Regions from separate parts of the Mus musculus genome. Here region 1 is linked to region 2. A link is a contact called in ENCODE Hi-C or POLR2A ChIA-PET data. All regions are on one chromosome and are shown on one strand. Each heading gives the region's core, a stretch centred on a gene start or an enhancer-like site at or near the end of the contact. The rest is flanking DNA. Distances are from core to core; before and after follow the strand shown.

Region 1 (6,392 bases), core at 1,925-4,424, 100 kb after region 2:
AATAGAACATTCTAGAAAATGCTAACAAGTAAACTAGTGATTGCTGTGAGCTAGAGGTCGCATGCCGGGGCAGGGGACAGGTGACAGAGGCCTGTGAGGACCCTTGGGGCTGAAGGGCAGTTTACAGCTTGGAGTGAATGAGATGTGAGAGTATATGAAAACTTACCTATGCTTGCTGTTTAAATGTACTTGGGTCATTCTGTCTTCAGGGCATTCCGTGAAAGCTGCTAAAAATAATAGTGGAAGTTGAGAGATTCGAGGCATTTTGGTTTTTAAAAAGCCATGTGTGTGCTCCTTGCAGCTGCCCTTGAACATCCTCAGGGGACTAGATCCATGACCTCTGAGGGTAAGGGCATCTAAGGCTACACAGATCCCTTCCATAAAATGGAGCAATGTTTGCATAAAACAAGTGCATATTCTCCCCATATATTTAAAATCGCATCCTCTCTGCCACCCACACTGCTGTGCCTTGGGTCAAAAGCAGTGGAATCAGATGACCATGGACCGGAACCTTGGAAACTGAGAGCCCAAAGAGATACGCCTGCTATTTAAGTTGTCATTGCCAGGTATTTTACCGTAGAGATGAAAACCTAGCTGACACAATATGGGTGAACAATGTTTTAAAAATAATTCTGAACTCTGCCTGATTGAAATTGCCAGTGTGGAACTCAACATGTACAGAGAGCTGATGACTTCGCCTCCCTACTCCTAAACTGGAAGGAATTTATTTCATTGGAAATGCGAAGAGGGGGCAGGGGAGTCAAACATCCTCTCAGGAAACCAACCAGGAGAACAGGTTTGAGCTAAGCACATGGAGGGAGCCTGTAATGAGGCTGAGGTAACAAGAACAAGAGGTGGTGCCTCAGGGACCTGCTAGAGAATTACCAAGGATGGAAGGTGACAGGTGGGCTTCATTGAGCAGAAGGAAGACCCACTGAAAGGCAGACCCACCAAGCTATGTCATCGAACAGAGAGGAGGCCAGTGTGGAGAAGGATCATGTCCACAAGTGGGCCAGGACAAAAGACTGGGGGGTGGACAGGCTAAGGACAAGGGGGACAGATAAAGCTGCCTGCCTATGTCTTGGATACTGCATGGAGGCACTGGGCAGCATTGGGATTTATCACCTAACTGTTCTGTGACTTGTTTTTCCTCCTGTAAAATGGGGAATGATACTTACGCATTCCTCACAGTAGGACAGCGATCAAGTTCCTTTCTTGGCCCTACATGTGAATTTGTCAGTTCAACACCTCGAGTAGTCTTTCTTACGATGTCCACTGGCTCCTTGCTGCACACATTTCAGGGCTCGGTTTAAACGACACCCCGTGAGAGAAGCCTTCACTGACCACCAAGTTAAGAATGGAAATCTACTCACCTGCTACTGTATAGCAACGGTGTGCATCCCTTTATTTGTATGGGGTTCCCCAACTTCTTCCTGCTAGAATGAAATCAGCTTTACAGACTCCATAATACCAGGGGCTTTGTTTCATCTAGAATACTTTGCAGACTCTCATGGCCTCTCGGGACATTTTTGCTGCGTCTGTCGCGGATCATGTGGCATTGCTGGGCCTTGCTCTCTTCCTGTTTACATCACGGAGATCAGGTACCTGAAAGTCCTGGGTCTTGTGGGGGTAGTCAGGGTGTGACATGACAAAGCAAGACTGGCTGTTGGTATTAGATCTCACAAGATGGGGTGGGGGGGAGAGATTCCAAGAAAAAGAGAGAAGGTGCGCCGGGGCCATGCCTGGTGGAACCTGAGGAGACATGACAACAAATGAGAATGGATTGACTCTGGATACAGGATAGTTCCTGAAGGACAAGAGTTTAAGATCTCCTTGTAGTTAGCCCCATTATGGGGTTCTGAGGGAGAGGCTAGTTTTGTTTCACGTTGTCTATTTCTGATCTCTGCCAATGTTTTAGGCCATTATTTTCTGTTTCTGTAGCAAAATATCTGAGATCAAATAATGTACAAGGGACATAAGCTCATCTAGCTCAAAGCGTGGAGACTGGAAAGCCCAAGAGCATCATGCATAGACCATCATTTGCTTAGCTTCTGCTAAGGGCCTGCTTGCTGCCTGTAAACATGGCAGGGGCCTTGTGTAATGAGGTAGCAAATGGTCTTCTCCTTCTCTAATTCTTCGAAAGCCATTAATGCCAACGTATGCATCAACTCTCAAACATCCTCTAATCCTAATTACACTCTGAAGGTTCCAGGCCAGGAAACCATGAGCACCTTTGGGAATTCCATTGTTAATGCATTGGTGGGATCACATTTAAACCTGAGCCCTCCCAGTTCTTGAAAACAGAGCACAGTGCCTTATTGAGATACAAGTCCCTTAGTACAGGCTCCACCCATCTAAAGAGTGCAGCTCAAAGGCTTAAAATGCAGTTACATTTACACGACAGTTATCCCAGTGCTCAGGACGTGTTCATCGTTCATTGAGTCACGGAGGAGCCCACACTCATTAACTCATCACTCGTCCCTCCCACCCCTCGTCAACAGCCAACCCGGCTTTCTGCCCATTCCTTGATGTTCTACAGGAATGAAATCATACGCAGTGATTATGTCGCAGTGATTATATCGGGCGTCTTCTGCTCAGTATGTTGTCCTTACGTTTCATCCATGTCACCGTGTGTGTGTGTGTGTGTGTGTGTGTGTGTGTGTGTGTAAAGCACAGGTCCTTTTTGCAGCTGTGCCAGGTCTTGCTCCAGTGAATGTAGTGCACTTTAGCTATCAGTTCACTAGCCTCTGGGTGATGATTTTCTTGGGCCATTTTGAATAAGTGCGCTATGAATGTCCACATGTAAATTTTTGCCCTTCGAAGCTCATGCTTTTTCAGACTTAACTCATTCTGTGCCTGTTGCTGAAATGAGAAGTCGATTTAGTGGACGCTATTTTCGAATAGGACTTTCCCACACTCTCCTCTCTGCCGCGGGGCACCGTACTTTTCTCCCTGTCCTAACCCCAAGTTTTAAATCACTGTTCTACACAAATGTAGGAAGAAAACATACCAGTGCAAGGCAGTGCTGATCTGTGGCAAACGAGTTGGCTGTGGGGGTCATCATTTAATGTCACAGAAGTTCTACCATGGAAGGCAGCCAGCTCCAGGTTCTGTGTAGAGGGAGCACATCATGCTGAGGGGGGCAGGGGCCTTCGAGAGGAGCTGACACATGTGTCAGAAGAGGAGCCAGCCACATGGCTCTGATTTACCCACGTCAGCGCAGGGCTAGGAAGTGCTGGGGGAGGGGCTGGCTGTGTCTTGAGGCTGCCTGTACTGCCTAGCCTTGGGGACACTTGATCAGCCCTCCCCTTGAGCTATTGAGGGAACAGAGCAAGAGAGCCTAGGAAGGGATGGTGACCCCCCCCCCCCCCAGTTTAGGCTGCAGCAGCACCTCCTCACCTCCTCTTCAGGGCTCTTTCTTTTCATCTAAACTGTCTGCTTTGGTTCAAGCACAGAGGTGCCTTGGTTATCATGCCAGGAGTCAGACAGAAATAGCTAGTTGGGCCGGTGAGTAACTTGTGGAGGGCCTCCTCACAAGTCTGCCTCTGCACTCCTGCCTAGCTTCCAAGAGGAAGGGAAGGATCTCTTGGGGAAATCCCGGGTTAGTTCTGGTCCGAGGCCATCTAGCAAGCACCTGCTACTCTTTGAGTCTCTCCAGTGTGACTTTAGATCTTTTGGAGGTGCTGAAAGGCTGGAAGCAGCCCTGCATCCAATTAGGAAGAGATACACCTGTGCAGGAAATGAGCCGCAGCCTCCGGCGTCAGAGGAGGGAGGAGTCTTTTGGGACCCACGGCGATCCAGGAAGGTTTCCTGGAGGAAGCTGCGTATGCCGTGGAATGTTTTCCCCTTTTGTAGGCCTTGGCTTCTTCTCTCTAAGGCTGGCAGCACCTTGCTGCAAGCCACTGGGCACATTAAAGACAGTATATGCACATAGGAAATTGAGCGACAGAAAGAAAGGACGAGAGAAGGCCTCATCAGACACCGGAGGTTGTCTGCATGTGTTGGCAGTGGGGTGAAATGAAATCCAAGTTTACTCCACAGATCACCCCATAAGGGCAACTCCTGAGGAGAGCCAGACTGATCTCCTATAGTCGTTCTCGTATGTGCGAGTTGACTTTCAGGACTCACTGCCACAGAAGACACATCAGCAACAGAAGCTGTGAAAGGCCTAGAGGGCTGGAACCTGGGGGCTGTGGCTTGATGGAGGATGAACCAGAGAATTATCTAGAAGAATAGACAGGGGATACATTCCTGATGGAACAGGAGAGGAAACTCTCTGAACACGTAGTCATAGTGACATTATACCTAGCTAAAGCACACGGTCCCCTGTCCTGGGCCCTATCATTCCCATGTCTGGATAGTGGACGTGGTGCTGATGCTGAGTGTCTTGATGTTCAAGGGCAAAAAAAAAGAAACAGCAAAACCAACCAACACATGTCCCAGGTCAGAGTTCAGAGCTGGCCCTGTCTCTCACCAGTTCTGTGTAGAATGAAAAATCTTTGTGTCCCCATGTTAATGTCCCCATTCTTGTCCCTGAGAACTTTGAAAGCGATTTGAAGTCTTACATTTTTCTGAAAGAGTAATCAAAATACAGGAAGGATTCCATGCTAGCAGGAGGCTTTGCATTATTCCTTGTACTAGAAACTGTCACTTACAGAACTGACAGCATTTACTCTGTTCCCAAGTGTTTTATCAACTTGGTAGCTGTGCCATTCTCATGACTTCCGGAAGCATGTGCTGTTTTCTGAACTTTGTCACAGGGTTTAGGGCGATGTCAGTATATTCTGGAGCCCAGGATATTCTAGAAGTCTGAGGAAGACCCTAGCCGAGTCTCTCCTCTTTCTGCGTCTGGCTCCTTTCCTCTCTCATCCCTCCGTGATGGTTGGGATAGTGTGCCAAACTTCTTTTGGCTTCCAGCAAAGCCCTGGCTGCTTGTGTGAGATAAGTACCTCCTTGTCTGATTTCAAACCTTCCCTGCTGGGCTTCAGGCTGCTGTGTTCTGTTCCCAGGGTGGTGGCTTTTGTAACCTTTCTCCTTCAGCTGGTGCTGCCTACAACCCGTTCATCCTTTCCAGGAATCATAAAAGCTGAGTCCAGGTCTCCCTGTTTGTGAAGCCTCCCTTCAGGACCACCCAGCAAGTTGCCGGTTCCCATCTGGGAGTCTGCACATTAGGCACCTGGGAGGGTCAAGGCTTGCTGGGTTCTCCCATGCCAGCTGACCTCTCAACCTGGGTCCTTGGGTTGGTAAGCTCTCTGTAGCTACACTCCTGGGGAGTAGCTGCCAGATACCTTTGTGCTTTTGCCATATCAAAAATACTGTGAAAGCATATTAAGTCTCATCAAACAGGAGGAAGAGGAGGGAGAGTGGGAGAAGGAGAGGGAGGGGGAGGAAGAGGAAGAGGAAGAGGAAGAGGAAGGTTTGGGATTCCTGTTACCTCTGGCCACTAGGATCAGTCTATATCTATCTCTGTTGGAAGAGACTATGATCTGGGGGCATTGCCAAATTGGCCCCACTGTGTTGGAAAAGATGGTGACCAACTGAATGAGGTCCAGATTTACACCCAAACTCCAGCTTTTGTTCCCATTCAATCCGCATGTTTTTGCTTCCAGCTGACCTTTGTCACTTGGGAATTGGGTTTGTAGATCTGGGTGGCTTCAGTTACATTCCCATGGGCTCGGAGGGGATTCCGCTGTTCTACACTAGGGCTCCCTTTTACTCTTTGATGCTTTTGAAGGCTCACACTTATGCCTGGCTGTGCCTTGGACCTGCGAAGGGAAGGAGAGATCTTGGGGAGACTCACTGTGTGTGGCTGTGCCCTTGGCCAGCAAACCCAGAGCTGCCGGGATAGTTACGTTCCTGCTACCCATAGAGCGATCATTTGACGCCAGGCCCTGTGCTGAGCAATTATGGAGCATGTTTGCCTGTTTACTCTACCTAGCAACCTAGCACACACTTATCAGTCCACTTTACACATGGGAAAGTGGCAAGACTAGAAAGGGTACCCTGTGCTGCTGGGGTTCCCAGACTCTAATGTCCAGAGTGGTTTGTGTCTCCTTGAAAGAACGTTTTGTGTTTTTTTGTTTTGTTTTTGTTTTTGTTTTTTTTTTTTTTGTTTTTTGTTTTTTTCCTTCTTCCAGTATAGCTCTTCAATGCTTTGCCTTGGGCTTTTCAGCAAAGTCCTTTCAGGGACCTTTCCACTAGATAGCCAAGGCCAAGTTTATCCTGAAGGGAAAGGGCTGAAATGACTTCATTACATTCCTTATGGTCACTAGCCCAGACACAGACCTGTTGCTGTCCAGCAGAGATCAGGAAGTGCCTGTGGCGGCTTGGTTAGCCCATCGCTCGCTCTCCTCTCCGAGAACGTCTCTCCAAAGCTGATTCCCTTCTTGAAG
Region 2 (6,830 bases), core at 3,985-6,484:
AACAGGTGGGGTTAACCAGTTCTGGTAGTATGCTCTATAGTGCCTGACTCTTATCAATGACAAACAGCAATATTCCCTGCCCTTGAGCCCTTGCTGATTCGGAAAAGGCAGGTGAGAAAGTGGCACTGGACCTGTGGGCTCACTGTTGAACGTGTGCTAGAGGCATGGCAGCCAGCAGCATCTGGTACACTTGTCCAGGTGTCAAAAGCCATTTGAGACACCGAGGTAGCTACAAGTCATAGGAATCAAGATGCACCAATCCAGGGGCCAGGCCGGGCGCGGTGGGGCGTGCCTTTGCTCCACGTGTTTCAGGCCGGGCGCGGTGGGGGTGGGGCGTGCCTTTGCTCCAAGTGTTTGGGGCTCAGAATCTGGAGGATCTCTGTGAGGTCCAGGCCAGTCTGCTGTACACAGCGAGTGCCAGGTCCAGCAGTGGAACACAGTGGTATCCTGTCTTGAAGCGCGCTCGAGAACACACACACACAGAGGGGGAGGAGAGGGGGAAGGGGGTGGGGAGGGGGAGAGGAGTTTGTTTAAACCTTTTTTTTTTCCTCTAAAACTTTTGTCTCACGGCCCATTCTGCCACTTTAATGCTACATTTGTATGTTTAAACCTTTTAATGACCAAAATAACGCAAGCACTCCATCAATACCATTAATACCATTGTCCTTTGGGAGTAAGTATATCATTATTATAATATGCTGCATATTTTATTAAAAGGATTATATCATACTGGTATAAGGTTGGTTTAATTTAGAATAAATTAAGGCAAGTCCAGATCTTGGATATGCAAAAATGTTATCACTACTAAGGAACGCAATGTAATTCACATTGCCATCATTCAAATGTGTTCTATTGTTCCAGCATGGCAATGTTTATTTTATTATTTACTTATTTTTCAGTAAATTTAGCTAGAAGGTTTAAGACTTGTGACTAGAACTCTAATTAGCTTCTTTTCTCTCCTTTTTGGCAAGTCGGTCAACTTTTCTACATCTCACATGTCTTATTTAATAGCAATAAAGACAGAATAGTGCTCTGTTGCATCTTGCTGAGAACCACTCGAGGGTTCTCAATTCTGTGCTGTGTGGCTGTCTCCTGAGTTTCGTCTTGGTTCCAGTGTGGCAGTGAGGGGCTTTGCGCTCTGTATAACGTCATATGAAGGCAAGAGTGAGTAAGGGAGCATGGAGTGGGGCCATTGCTTCTAACAGGAGGTAGAACATGCCACCCATGTTTTCTCCATGTCCACTGGGGACCAAACAGTGCCAAACTTTCTGTGATCATTGCTGGGACCATGTTCCACCCCTATTCCCAGACTCAGGTAGCTGAATTCTTTTCAGCAGAGCCTGTGAGAGATGGATGTTAGACCTTGACCAGGGTGAGCTTTTCGAGGCCCATTAAGTGTCTATAAATGGCATCAGCTGGCACAGCAGTGGGTGGGGACAGACATTAACACACCCCTTTAAGGTTCTGGCCCCTCCTTCCTCGCTGTTGTTAGCAGACCTAAACAACATCTAAGAAGGTTTCATTCTTGGATAGAGGGCAAATCGTCTTCAGCAGCGCATCCCTCTGGCACCCTGTTTTGAGGTGAGTCAGATGAGGAGAGTTACAGAAGGAAAAATATCCGCTTGCTGCTCTCCCTAGCCCTCCCGCTGCAGTTGGAGATTTAACCCAAGGCACCCTCAAACACTAGGTTATAAGGACAGCAAGCTGTTTTGAAAAGAATTCATTCTAGAAACTACTTCCCAACTACAGAATGTTCAGTGTCTCTCTAGGAAGCAGTTCAAACACATCTGGGTGGCCAAGGTGTCTTTAACTGCTAGGTTCCTGCCCACCTCCTCTCCTGTTCCCACCTGTATAAGCCAGGCTGAATAGTTCCTGTGTCACAGTCTGTTCTCTTTTGCCTCCTATGTCTTTCCCATTCTGCTGCCGATGGTTCTTACTCAAAAGGCCTTGTAGTGATGCTTCTCTAAGCTCCCCCAGGCAAGGGATGCTGCTCCTGTTCCGGGAACTGTTGCAACATGGGTTGTACCGCCCTGGGCAGCCTCACCACGCTGGACCATTAGCCCTTTCTGCACGCACCCCAGCTTCATCGTCTTTGTACATTCTTACATCATTTTTTATCTTCCTCTCCCCTGCCATTTCTCAGAGATTACGAAATAACTAGACTATTGTTACAATCCAAAGGGCATTTAACTCAATGTATACATAGTTGCCTTCCTGCCCTTTACATTGTATACAAGGGCCAAGAGGAAGACCAACCAGGCAGTAATTAGGATCAGAAGTTTATATTGTAAGCCCTAGCTGGCAAGGGCCTGTTTTCCTATTCACCTGGAGTCTGAAGCAGGTTATTTTAAACCTACCTCTCCTCCAGGTAAATTTAAGAGTGCTCCCTTATATCAAGCATAGATACTCATGCCTTTGAATCCCAGCACTTGGGAGGTAGAGGCAAGAAGATCTCTGTGAGTTCAAGGCCAGGGTGGTCTACATAGTGAGTTCCAGGACAGCCAGAACTACTTAGTGGGACCCTGTCTTGAAATCAGGGTGTGTGTGTGTGTGTGTGTGTGTGTGAGAGAGAGAGAGAGAGAGAGAGAGAGAGAGAGAGAGAGAGAGAGGGAGAGGGAGAGAGAGAGAGAGAAAGAGAGAGAGAGAGAGAGAGATTTTGACAAGCTAGTGTCTCACATATCCATGGTGTCCCTGGGGAGTTTTTATGTGGCTAGGTTAGAGAGTGGGAAGGTGAGAGATTTATTTAGAAACAAAGATGTAATGAGCACACTGTTTGCACAGAGAATACCCAACTTCTCCCTTTTAATATAAACATTCATCCAATGCAAGCTACTGGCATTTTGTTTGCTGGTAGAAGCAGGGTGTGGGAGGAGTGGAGGGGGGGGGGATAAACAAACTCTAAAGTTCAAATTCAGTGTTTAATTTTAAATTTATTTCTTGTTTAGTATGCCAAAAAAGAAGGGATCATGTCTATGATTTTCCGATTCCAACTCTATTTGCACGTAAGATAGGGCCCATCAGACAAAATTGGAGACATATCAAGAAACACCAACTAGTTAAGTTCGGATCTCTAACTTCAAGAAATCCCTGCCTGGCTGGACTGCCCAGCAGGGCCGGGGCAGAGTAGGGCAAATGAAGCCTTCCGTTTATGTGAAAATCTTGATGGATGCCAAGAACCTGAGTAAAGAGAACTGTACTTAGTGAACTATTTAAAAAGACCTAAAACTAGCATGTTCTATTCATCCTGAAAATTAATAATACCTTTTATTTTAAAAATATTACCTTTTATTCAAAAATATTTTAAATACCATTTTGTTTAATGATTTGGGGGGGGGCATTCTTTAACCTAGAGTGTATCCCTACCGGTTTTTTGTTTTGTTTTGTTTTGTTCTTTTAGCACTGGGCCTGCTTCTTAAACACATAGCCTGGAGAGAAAGTCTCATTGTCATTACGTTTTGCTGCATGTCCTTATAGGAAGTTTTAAAATTATTTTTTAGGCGCCAATGATCTTAAGGCCATAATCATTGCCAAAGGTGCATTTTTATCAGCATCTGTATAGCAAAGGTGCATTTTTATCCCACGCAACAGGACTGGCTGTCAGGAAAGTAAGTGAGCTACGGGGAGGGGGCGTGACTGCACACTTAAACTTTAGGAGGAGATCTGCCTGAACTCAAACCCCTGAACTCTGTGTGTGTGTGTGTGTGTGTGTGTGTGTGTGTGTGTGTGTGTACTGTACTTGGTATGTCATTCCTGGAGACTGCCTTCTCATCTTTAAACTACAAGAAATGATAACCCTTTTCCACAGAGGAAAAAGTGAATGGAATGCGGTTTGTACATTTTGATCCACACTTATCAGAGTCGCCAGATAAACACTTAGCTTTTCACCATCCGAACGAACAGCCGGACTTGCCTTGGCACTCGGGTGAGGGCGGAGGTTTTCTTTTTCCACTCACACGGCGGAGAGCTGCGGGACGAACCCCTTCCCGGGCGCAGGCTGGAAGTTCCCGCTGCGCGGCGCCCGGGGCCTGGCGCGCCCCGCCCGGCGCTCCCAGGTTCCCAGTCCCCCTCGGCACAGAGCCATTCCCTGCCGCCCGCCTTCCCGGTCCTGGTCCCTGGCCCAGGAAATTCTTCCCCAGCAGCCCAGGGCTCGCCTCACGTGACCAGCCGCCGTCGCGGCTGCTTCCAGAGAGTTTAAAGGTTACCGAGGAAATTAGTATGGATACAGCCACTGGACCCCAGGAGGACGCATCGGGCTTTCCCGCAGCCCGAACGCCGGTTGTCAGGGCGCGGATCAAGCCTTGTCCTCTTAAGGGGCACACACAAGGTCCCGCATAAGTAGGAGGAGTCACTTTGAGAAATAAACAGACATTCGAACCAGGCCGGGCCCAGGTTCTACTAGTCTTCCACAAGTTCTCGCAACCCAATCAGGCCCAGAACAAATCCCCAGAGGGGAGAGTCTCCTCAAGGGGGAAAAAAAGAGGGTTTCAAAACTCACACCCAGCCGAAGGGCTCAGCAGTCCGGGTGTCCCCTCCCCCATCGCGGCACAGTAGAGAATCCCAGGGCAGAGTGACAAATAGGCCAGCTCTCCGCGGGCGACTGGTGACCGCCGCAGTCCAGGCAGAGTGGGGGAAGGTGATTAGTCTTCTTGGACATTGCGACCCCCTCCATTCCACCAGGCCCAGTTTTAAGTGATAGTGTTGGCCGCAGGGTGCGAGAGAAAAGCGCGGCCCGCTGCTCTCCGGGTCCAGACCCCGCTCTCCTGGTGCAGATCCGAGGAGCACAGACTCGGCCTGCGACAGTCGCTCCCGCACCTCCGCGACGCCACACTCCTGGGTTCCGCGCGGAGTCCTTCCTCAGCTCCCCCGCGCGCCACGGCAAACGGACCCGGCCGGCCCGCTCCTGCTCTTTTCTGCTCGGCTCACTTTTCCCGTATTGCTCCCCCAACCGGCAAAACTTTCTATTTCCCCAAACAGTGGCGCGCGCGCGCGCGCGTGCACACACACACACACACACACACACACACACACACACACACACTCACACACACTGACGTCTTTTGCGCATTTCCTGCATTAGAGGGAGGGAGAATCGCTCGCACAGCGATCGAGGGAAGCAGATCGCGGGCTGAGCGCTCTGGCGGGCGGCGAGCCGGCGGCAGCCGAGAGCGCGGACGCGGGGAGCGCGGCGGGCGGGCGGGCGCCGGCGGGCGGGAGGAGGGGCCGCGCGGAGTCGCAGTCCCTGCCCGGCCGCCGCGCTGCGCACCGCCGGGTGCCGGCCTGCGCCCCGAACCCAAGTGGCGGCCACCTCTACCTCCCAAGCCCGCGCGGATGTGAGATCCCAGGCACCGGGCGCCTCGCGATCGCCGGCTACGGCGCGACTCTGCTTAACCCGGGAGGTGACGGCGGGGCTGATCGTGCGGCTTGTGGATTTTTTAAAAATTTGGCTCCGGGGAGGACCATTTCCTCTCGACATGCATCCCTCCGGATAGACTGCACATCCCTCAGTCCACCCTCCGCCCCGCGCCGTCCGAGGCAGGCGCTGGGTGGGCGAAGAGGATCCGGGTTGAAATCTGTGCCCCCGGTTCTCGTCCCCGCCCCGTCCCGCCGCCCCCTCCCCCTCCGGGAGTCGAAATTGCCCGGGGATTATGTTTCGGAAAGGTAGGTGAGCGCCGGGCGCGGCGCCTGCTTCTCCGCACACGGACCCGAAGAACCAGCGAGGCGGCGAGGCAGCCCCCGCGGCTTGCAGCGGAGGCGACAGCTCGTCTCCTGCCGTGGAGGTGTCGCCGGTGGTGGGGGGGAGAGACTTGCTCCAAAAAAACGGACGTCTCCAGCTCTCCCCCCTCCCTGTTTTCCGTTAGGAATCCGGCGAGGAAATACATGCACTCGCTGAGAATCGGCGGCGCCAGGAGGCAGCGCCACAAGGTGTAGCGAGTGAGTGGGGTGGGGCAAGAGGGGACCCAGGAGTCCCCCAGGCTCCCGGCGCGCCTGCTCCTGCTCTTCAATCCTGCCCTCGGGGCGGACGGAGTGACCCCCGCCCCGACCATGGTAGTGTTCAATGGCCTTCTTAAGATCAAAATCTGCGAGGCGGTGAGCTTGAAGCCCACAGCCTGGTCGCTGCGCCATGCGGTGGGACCCCGGCCACAGACGTTCCTTTTGGACCCCTACATTGCCCTTAACGTGGACGACTCGCGCATCGGCCAAACAGCCACCAAGCAAAAGACCAACAGCCCGGCCTGGCACGATGAGTTCGTCACCGATGTGTGCAATGGGCGCAAGATCGAGCTGGCTGTCTTTCACGACGCTCCTATCGGCTACGACGACTTCGTGGCCAACTGCACCATCCAGTTCGAGGAGCTGCTGCAGAATGGGAGCCGTCACTTCGAGGACTGGGTGAGTCGGTCCTCCACGTCCGGGAGTCCCGGGTCCCAGGGAAAGACTTGCTGCCTGAGCATTGGTCCTGGGGCTCTGGGCTGTCTGTGTGTGCATGTGCGGCTCAGTTTTCTTGAAGAGGCACGTTTTATTTCCTAGCTGAAGAGACATATACAGTAGGGTATGAAAGACGAGATTTGACAGATGGGCACTATCCCTTGCCCCCCCCCCCGTGCCCTCCCAACAGTGGGCAGTACAGGTGGCTTGCAAGTTGGGAGAGAACCCGGAATGCAGGTGCATAGGTTGGTGGAAGGAATCTGCAAGTCCCTGGTGGACTTGGCTGAGCGACTGTGTGTGGGTGGGTCTCTCTGTCCTTGGAGAGACACGTGGAGCTCAGACTGGAGGGTTTTTGTGCCTCCTGGCTTTATCCTGGGTAGCCTAGTGAGTAGTTTTATAAAGCC

The links. A loop is a pair of places that touch in the nucleus more often than their neighbours do. ChIA-PET counts read pairs that join two places held with the same protein, here RNA polymerase II (POLR2A).
Region 1: a map of CH12.LX shows a loop between it and region 2 (3-fold over the local background). The contact joins the enhancer-like site here to the promoter of Prkce in region 2. A Hi-C loop is called at or near these places in 1 of 37 maps with a recorded cell type or tissue (CH12.LX). POLR2A ChIA-PET finds 5 or more read pairs at or near these places in 1 of 5 experiments (Patski).

Annotation. Positions count from the first base shown.
Region 1 is chr17:86,268,266-86,274,657 of GRCm38, forward strand. All of the region lies in intron 1 of Prkce (protein kinase C, epsilon), which reads left to right. Among named protein-coding and RNA genes, the nearest start is that of 2010106C02Rik, 16 kb to the right of the region's middle. Within about 2 kb of position 3,175, at least 2 of the 3 ENCODE cell types and tissues checked have a DNase peak (open chromatin) inside an H3K27ac peak, as active enhancers do.
Region 2 is chr17:86,162,551-86,169,380 of GRCm38, forward strand. It overlaps Prkce (protein kinase C, epsilon), which reads left to right and starts at 5,235. Exons shown (of 15, transcript NM_011104.3): 1 at 5,235-6,390. The coding sequence starts at 6,043. Gm5817 (predicted gene 5817) reads right to left here and starts at 4,935. Exons shown (of 2, transcript NR_165800.1): 1 at 3,911-4,935; 2 at 2,917-3,177.